Regions from separate parts of the Mus musculus genome. Here regions 2 and 3 are each linked to region 1. Evidence: chromatin loops called from intact Hi-C (ENCODE). Cell type or tissue: left cerebral cortex. All regions are shown on one strand. Region 1 overlaps A830018L16Rik (RIKEN cDNA A830018L16 gene). Region 2 holds the start of A830018L16Rik (RIKEN cDNA A830018L16 gene). Region 3 overlaps Prex2 (phosphatidylinositol-3,4,5-trisphosphate-dependent Rac exchange factor 2).

Region 1 (2,500 bases):
ACAATTCCTTGCAGGAGCAGGACATGGTACATATTTCTGAAATGAAAGACTCAAGAGTCAGTCCCATGCTGATTGATATGGGTGGTTTCTTCTTTTCTGATGAAAAAATACAGATACACATAGTGTCTGATCAGAAGGCACATTTCCATGAAGTCACTGTGTGCTCTTAGGCATATTCAAGAATGACTTAGGAAGGCTAGACGGTCGGCCAGGAACATGAAAATAAACAGACTTTACCACCTAGAGGCATTGTCTTTTTGACCCCACTTACTCCTCTAGACTTTGGTGAGTACAGTGTAGCATCTGAACAGCAAAGCGGAAAATTAAGCATGAAGTACAGATGTGAGGCATAAGACCGAGAATGAATTCTAGCCTTGGGCATAGGTACGTAGTTTGGCAGGCCGCAGAAGTTCTAGGAAAAACTTCCAGGCAGATTCTGCCCGTTTCCTCTGCTGACTCATCTTAAGTAAAACATCCTAGCATCAGAGACTGAGAAAGCAGTTGATCTGGGTGCTTTTTCCAAGTGAAAAGTATAAAATGTGAGGGAGGCAAGAAAAGTAAGAGAAGCTAGAAGGGCCACAGCTTAGTTGCTAGAGGGCTTGAATGCCAGGATCCTAGCACACACAAACCAGCTTTAGTAATGCATATCTGCATTTCTAGGGCTAGGACTGTGGATGTGAGTGGATCAGAAAGCCAAGGTTTTACACAGCTTAATAGAGTGAGTTCAAAGCTATCCTGGCCTATGTGAACCTAGTATCAGTACAGACAGACAGACACACAGACAGACAGACAGTGAGATATGTATTTAGATTCCAGAAGGCATACCTGAACAGGACTGGTTTCTCAAAGTTTTGTAGTATTTCTTTTTTACGGGAAAGGATTTCTAATATATGTACACATACTATGTGTGTGAATGTACTTATGGGTGGAAAAGAAGGCATGGATTTGAAGGAGAGTGGAGAAGATTATATGGGAGGAATTCAAGGAAGCAAAGGAAAGGTAGAAACATTATGATTATATTAGAAATTCTTTCCCCTAAAAAAGAACTACTATAAAATTTTAAAAAATAATAAAATAAAAATAAAAAGTCTTGTATTTACAGGTGTCTGAACTTGGATCTTTTTTAGGTCAAGAAAATTCAAAACTGTGAGTTTTATGGCCACACGGGGGTGCTGCGGGACAGTGATGCTTCCGCGCGACTGGCAGAGGGTCTGGGTCTTCTTGAAAGCCTGGGATCCTCTACCCTCTCCTTGAACATCAAATATGAACGGCATCAAGATGAAAGTCATCAAGATTTTGTTCACTGACAAAAAATCTTTTTAAATATCTTTTCAAAAAGAAAAATTACTGTTTCCCTCAATTGAAATAAACATTGTAAATTTTCATGAAGTTTTCAGAAACAAGTATTAGATTAAGTGACTAAAATGAGCACTGTTGTGTAGATTTGTGGATTGGACTACCGTTCCCTGCCTCCTCGCCCAGTACTGAGAAGAAAGCGTGTGGGAAGGGATGTACATTGGAGGTGGAAGGCATCTGAGCACGTGTCAAGGCAGACCTAAGTCACTCTCGTGATATCCAAATCCATTTCAGTGAAGATACAACCAGTGCAGGGCTGGACCTGAACCAGTTGGTTGCCCACATGTGGATCCAGGTCCTCTATCTGAGCTGCCTTGCCTGGCTTCAGTGAGAGGATGGGGGTTGGGGAGGGGAGTGTTTGTTACATCAGAGGGGAAGGCTATCTCTTCTCAGAGAAGGGAAGGGGAGCTGTGTGAGGGCTACTGGGAGGAGGGGGCTGATATTGATATGTGAAGTAAATTGATAAATTAATTTAAAAGAGATTAATAAGAGAGAGGGGAGTCCTTGAGCTCATCAATAAAGTACAACAATTTCACCGTTACTCAGGAGGAGGGGAGGTGGGACAGTCAGTGAAAGCTCCACAAGTTCTTAGTTACAGGTCAGGTGTCCAGGTTGTATAGGGGAGCTTAGAGGGGAAAAAAGGCAGGGATCTGCAAGAGCAGGCCACAGTATTTAAGTTTTTGCAAATTGTGAACATTTTTCATGACCTAGGAAAGCAAGGAATGAGGGAGGAGAGAGGGAGGGAGAGAGAGAGAAGGAAGGGGAGGGGGAAGGAGAGGGAGAGGGGGGAAAGGGGGAGGGGGACTGGGAGAGGGAGAGGGAAGGAGAGAGGGGGAGAGGGAGGGAAGGGGAGAGGGAGAGAGGAAGAGAGGGAGAGAGGGAGGGAGAATGACAGACAGATGGAGGGAGGGAAGGAGGGAGAGAGAGAGAGTAGAAATGATGTACAAAGGTGGGAGAGTGCAGCTGGCTCTCCCTCCACTTGCTGTTCTCCATACATAGCTATTCAACTAGGTTTAAAACTAGGTTTAAAACACCATGATGGTTACTGACAGAAACCTTGTCAAAGAGTATATCCAGACTTTTGGGCTTTTTTTTTTTAAGCGACTCAGACATACATTTTAAAAATATCAAAGTTGTATTACTA
Region 2 (2,500 bases), 150 kb after region 1:
AGACTGCGGAACCTCAGGCATCCCAGGTGAGCCTGGCTACTTGAGTACCTGGCACTCCACACTTCCTCAGCTTGGGGTCAGCACCCTGACAACCTGCTGAACCGTAGCACTTAGGTGGTGCCTGCTTTCTGCCCCTAGGTCAGATTTTCCCTCTTGCTTAGCTTTTTTCTTCACTGTGTTCTTGTCATTAATTATTTGAAGGCGAAGGAAAACATCTCAAGACTGTGTCCTCAGAAAACAGGCATGTTTTCCTAAAACCCTTCTCTGCTCCTTTCCATCTCTGAGAACAGTGCAAAGGGTTCTAGTTTCAGCCACTGGACCAGCTTTAACATTTTTCCCCCAGCCGGGCAACCCCTCCACCTTTTTAGGTTCTACGACTGCCCATATTTAAAAGAAGAAAATTCAATATGCAAGATAGTGTGAATTCCCGGTGTGTGTGTGTGTGTGTGTGTGTGTGTGTGTGTGTGTGTGTGTGTAGATGTACACCTGGATTACCTGTCTCAACCTTAGTCCTGCCATATGGCTACTAGATGCATGACAGTCAGATGGCTCCAATTGTCCTGTTAGGCTGAAGTTAGGCCCTCCAGAGCTCACCTGTCAGTGTCTAGGTAACTGGCCAAGTGCCAGCAGGGCCGCGTTCCAGAACACCTAGTGGGACAGTCCTCCCTCTCCCGCGCATTTGCTCAGCCCCCTACCTTTGCTTAAGAAAATTCTGATTTTTTTTTTTTTTTTTCCTGCACCACCACCACCGCCTTCAAAGAGAGCGGGACCATTCCCCACCAGGGCTCCTTACCTCAAACAGAGGACCGATCTTGTTTTTCTCCAGGTAAGCCTGGATTCGGGTTTGTTGACGAGATGCCATGAGAAAACAGATGGGTCAGCAGAGAGAAGACAATGCGCCTCGGCTGGGGACAGCTCTACTCTACCCCAGGGCAGGAGCTCCGAGCCTGAGCTTTCTGGCACAGCGATGGCTAGCAACTCCGTTAGCAGCGAGCCCGAAGGGAGCAGGGCTCAGGGAACCCGGGCGAGGCTCTACCAACTCAGACAACTCCGAGGCAAGGAGAGAACTACATCGCATCCTGCAGCTCGCGCCCACCCGCTCTCCGCTTTCCGCAGCACCGCCGCCGAGGCGAAATCGCGGGCAGAGGCTGGTCTGTCCTCTGGGCGGCAGCAGCAGCAGGAGCCGGTGGCCGAAGGCGAGTGTCTGTGCAGTGCCTTCGCGAGCCGAGCGGGGGACAGCGCCGGCCGCAGGGGCGACAGCGCGCGGAACCGCCCAGAGCGCGCCACGGTGTGCGCCCAGCTCCTGGCTGCCAGGAACCAGCACCCAAGCTGCTCCCCGAGGCGGTGCTCGCTCCCTAGCGACAGAGCCGCTCAAAAAGCCAATGGTAAAGGTGCTTCTTTCAAAGTGCACATAAATCTGGTGCTTGTTGGCTACTCCTTGGCAGCTACACCCGCAGTTCCAAACCACTCAGCTTGATCTTCTCCTGGCCCAGCGCTCTGCCTTCACTAGGCTGGGATGAGAAAAAGCCGGAGATGAGAACTATGGCTGGGTTTTGCCGCGAAAACAAAGTTGCTTATGTTAAAAAGAAAAAAGAAAGGAACAGATATATCTATCTTGGCCTTGAGCAAGTCAGCCACAACCGGCGTTGCTGCCTGAGAACTGATTGAAAATTCCCGAAGTACAGACACCCAAAGGCTGGAAGCAACCCTTAGGCATTTGGCAGGGAGATGAAACAAAAGCAAGCCAGCTCTCTCTGCTTCCAAGTTTGCCTACACCTTCAGCTCTGTCTGCTACACCTCTGGCTACAGCTCAGGGGCTCTGAGCTCCCACCCAACAGTTATTCCTCCAGATACTTCAGAAGCACATCAACTTTACCTCATACCTTCTTACTATGAGACGACTTTTCAAGGTTAAGATCTGCAGTTATCACAAGGTTCCGTGTAGAGTTCTTTGCATTTAAAAAACCAAAAAACGATATAAAGCACTAAAACCCCAAAGATGAGTTGTCTGGTTCTAAACCATTTTGTATTGCCAAATCAGAACGTTTATACTAAAACTGTTGGCTGTCTCTACAATAATAGGCACGGATTTCTTTAAAACCAACTGCGACAGTGTAGATTTCTTCTTTTTCTGCACTGTGTTCAGGTTTCTGTGACCTGTATCTGTCCAAGCTTTTTCTCTCCGTTTTAAATTATCTAAGCATTGTGCAATAGTTAAGATGAGAATGGATTGTTCCAGGAAGTATTATAATAATTGCCTTTAATAATTCACATACACGAAATCTACTAGAGGAATTGGGCTATTAGCCACTATTGATAACTCGAAGCAGACATGATTTGGGGTGGAAAGATGTCAGAGCTGTTACTTTTACAATCAGCCTCATGACCCACCAGGTACAGGCAGGAGTAATGAACAGTGAGGAGTCCTGGTCTGTCACGTATTTCCTGTAACAGTTCAAAACTACAGTTACTTATGTACTTTTTCATAAGATTGGGAGAT
Region 3 (2,500 bases), 430 kb after region 1:
TAGCAGGATAGTTTTTAAATCCAGTATCATTGAGGTACAGCACTGGTAAGCTCAATGAGGAAAGAGAAGAAAGGAGGGAGAGAAGCAAGGAGGAGGAAAACCGGGAGAAAAGGAGGAAGATGGAGGGAAGGAGAGGCAGCGAGAAATAAAAACTGATACAGAGAGGAAAAGAGACAAAGACAGAATTCATTTGTGTGTGTGTGTGGTATGTATAGAATGTAGTATGTACATGTATGTGCATGCATGTGGCAGCCAGAGAGCAACCCTAGTTGTTGTTCCTCAAGTGATACCCACCTTGTCACATCATTTCTTGAGATAGGTCTTTCAGTGGCTTGGTAATCACCAAGCAGCATAGGATAGCTGGCCTGTGAATGCAGGGCTTCACCGACTTCCACCTCCCAAGCATGGGATTACAAGCACACACACCACATTCAAAACAAAACAACGGGTTTTGTTTATCAAACCCAGTTCCTCGTGTATATACAGGAAAAACATCAAAGTTTCCAGCTCAGAACAGGGAACGTCATCTGCTTTCTAAATGTCTAGAATCCTAGAATCTAAAATGCTAATATATAACTGCTATCAAATGAATATTTCTCAATGAAGGCAACAACAATCATAAGAGTCCACTCTTTAAAAACCTAGTGATGTGAGAAGATGTCAACTGATTTAATGAAAAAGTCAAAGTATTTGCTTTTATGATGGAAATTACATTCTTAGAAAAGACAACAGAAGCAGAAGATAAAAAATATTTCCTTTGGTTGAATAGAAGAGCCATCTGGTAGACTTAGGACAACTGTCACACCCTATGCACCTTCCAAAAAATTCTAGAATAGAATCAATGATTGGGACAATACTGGGGACACAAAACACATCACTTGGGGACTCTTCAATTCAGAGCTATAGATCTCTGGAATATCAGCACTTCCCATTCTCAGTCATCACTAAGACACAGTCCCAGAGGTACAAACCCAATACTATAAAAGAACCTCAGTACATGATTATTCAGAGACAGCATCTTCAATAAACATAGCTGTTGATTTCACTTTGGCACTGTATTGCATGACAAACTTCAACAAAAATGCGAATATTTTTTTTTATATTACCTCGGCATTCGACCCCTTTTCCACTAATTTTATTATTGGAACTTTGTTTTTGTCTTCTAGGCCAAAGCCATAGCTGCCTTCGTTGGATTTAATCTGAAATGTAAAATACTAACGTTACTGATAAAGAATGAGGAGGTCTTTACACTGAAATACATGGAAAGCATCAACATGTTACTGTGTTCTTGTGCTAATCACTGCCCAGAAGGAAACAGAAGGTGGCAGCAGCTTACCAACAGTGACTTAGCTATGACATTCTCCACAACCTTCAAGTCATGTTTCATAAGCCTATGCTTCATATTTGATCCTTCCATTTCCTCATCAGCAAAAAAGCGGAAAAGTAGAGGCTCATCTTTGAATTCACTTTTTTCTAGGACTAAAGAAATGGAGAGATTCAAATAATGTCAGCAAACTCAAATCCCAAGCTCATTTTCCACACCAATACACACACACTCAGGGAATTCTTGCCAACCATAAGTTCAGCACTGGATTCCTAGAACAAGGTTTCCCACAGATACCCCTCACATTCCTTCAATGACCTATGCCTACTTTTCCTGTAAATTACTGTTATCTGTAGGATTTTCCATTTTAAAGTGAGTATCATCTTCTCAGTGTTGAGATTTTAATCTCCCTTTGTCCAAATGCAATTCAAAATTTAAGGAAAAAAAATACAGTAACTCCTAAATCTCATACACTCTAAATGCAAAAACACAGGGCATTTTCCACTTTCAGAAGATAATCCTGCTTAATGTCCTGCATCTTTATGGGAAACTTCAACTGGGTTACACTGCGATAGCTATTCCCTGTTGTCAACTTGAATATATCTAGAATGAACTACAATCAGAAATGGAGGGCACCCCTGTGATCCAGATCTTGAAGTTGGAAGACAAAGGCTTTTAATTCAGATCTTGAAGCACAGTGGCCATGAAAAGCTTAGGCCCAGGCAAGATGATGCATGCCTTTAATCCCAGGAGACAGAGGCAAGAAGATCTCTGAGTATGGTAAGACTGGGACAGAGCAAGTATCAAGTGAAGAACAGCTTAGGTCCAGGTGTAATAGTACACACCTTTAATCTGGGCAATACCTTCTGCTGGAGGCCTACTTAAGGACAATGGAAGAAGGAAGGCTTTCTTCTTCCTCACCTGCTTGTATTTATTTACCAGTGCAGTGTGTTGGAGCCTACTTCTTCAGGATTCTAGCTTATACCAAGGACCAGCTGAAGCAACTAGTTTCATGGGACTGAGCAACTACTAGATTCTGGAACTTCCTGTTCATAGCTGCCGATTGTTGGGTTAGTTAGACTGTAGACTGTACGTCATTCCAGTATATCCCTTAGAATATAGAGACATTCCATAAGTTCTATGACTGTAGAGAACCCTGACTAATAGACATAGTAG

Evidence for each region. A loop is a pair of places that touch in the nucleus more often than their neighbours do. Peaks named below come from ENCODE experiments on the same cell type or tissue, not always from the same donor. Only the 100,000 strongest peaks of a DNase experiment are listed, where the experiment ranks them.
Region 2: it touches region 1 in a loop (3-fold over the local background); 3 of 42 quality-filtered maps call a loop at or near these places.
Region 3: it touches region 1 in a loop (2.6-fold over the local background); 5 of 42 quality-filtered maps call a loop at or near these places.

Annotation. Positions count from the first base shown.
Region 1 is chr1:11,564,192-11,566,691 of GRCm38, reverse strand. All of the region lies in intron 5 of A830018L16Rik (RIKEN cDNA A830018L16 gene), which reads right to left. Among named protein-coding and RNA genes, the nearest start is that of A830018L16Rik, 150 kb to the right of the region's middle. In left cerebral cortex, a CTCF peak has its summit at 1,162 (motif pointing right); DNase peaks (open chromatin) are centred at 462, 1,177 and 1,524; H3K27ac peaks cover 273 bases.
Region 2 is chr1:11,412,931-11,415,430 of GRCm38, reverse strand. It overlaps A830018L16Rik (RIKEN cDNA A830018L16 gene), which reads right to left and starts at 1,326. Exons shown (of 14, transcript NM_001160369.2): 1 at 794-1,326. The coding sequence starts at 862. In left cerebral cortex, a CTCF peak has its summit at 1,179; a DNase peak (open chromatin) is centred at 1,291; H3K4me3 peaks cover 2,156 bases; H3K27ac peaks cover 1,933 bases.
Region 3 is chr1:11,138,935-11,141,434 of GRCm38, reverse strand. Prex2 (phosphatidylinositol-3,4,5-trisphosphate-dependent Rac exchange factor 2) reads right to left here. Exons shown (of 40, transcript NM_029525.1): 16 at 1,337-1,479; 17 at 1,107-1,199. Among named protein-coding and RNA genes, the nearest start is that of Gm24173, 5.9 kb to the right of the region's middle. In left cerebral cortex, a CTCF peak has its summit at 1,323 (motif pointing right); a DNase peak (open chromatin) is centred at 1,331.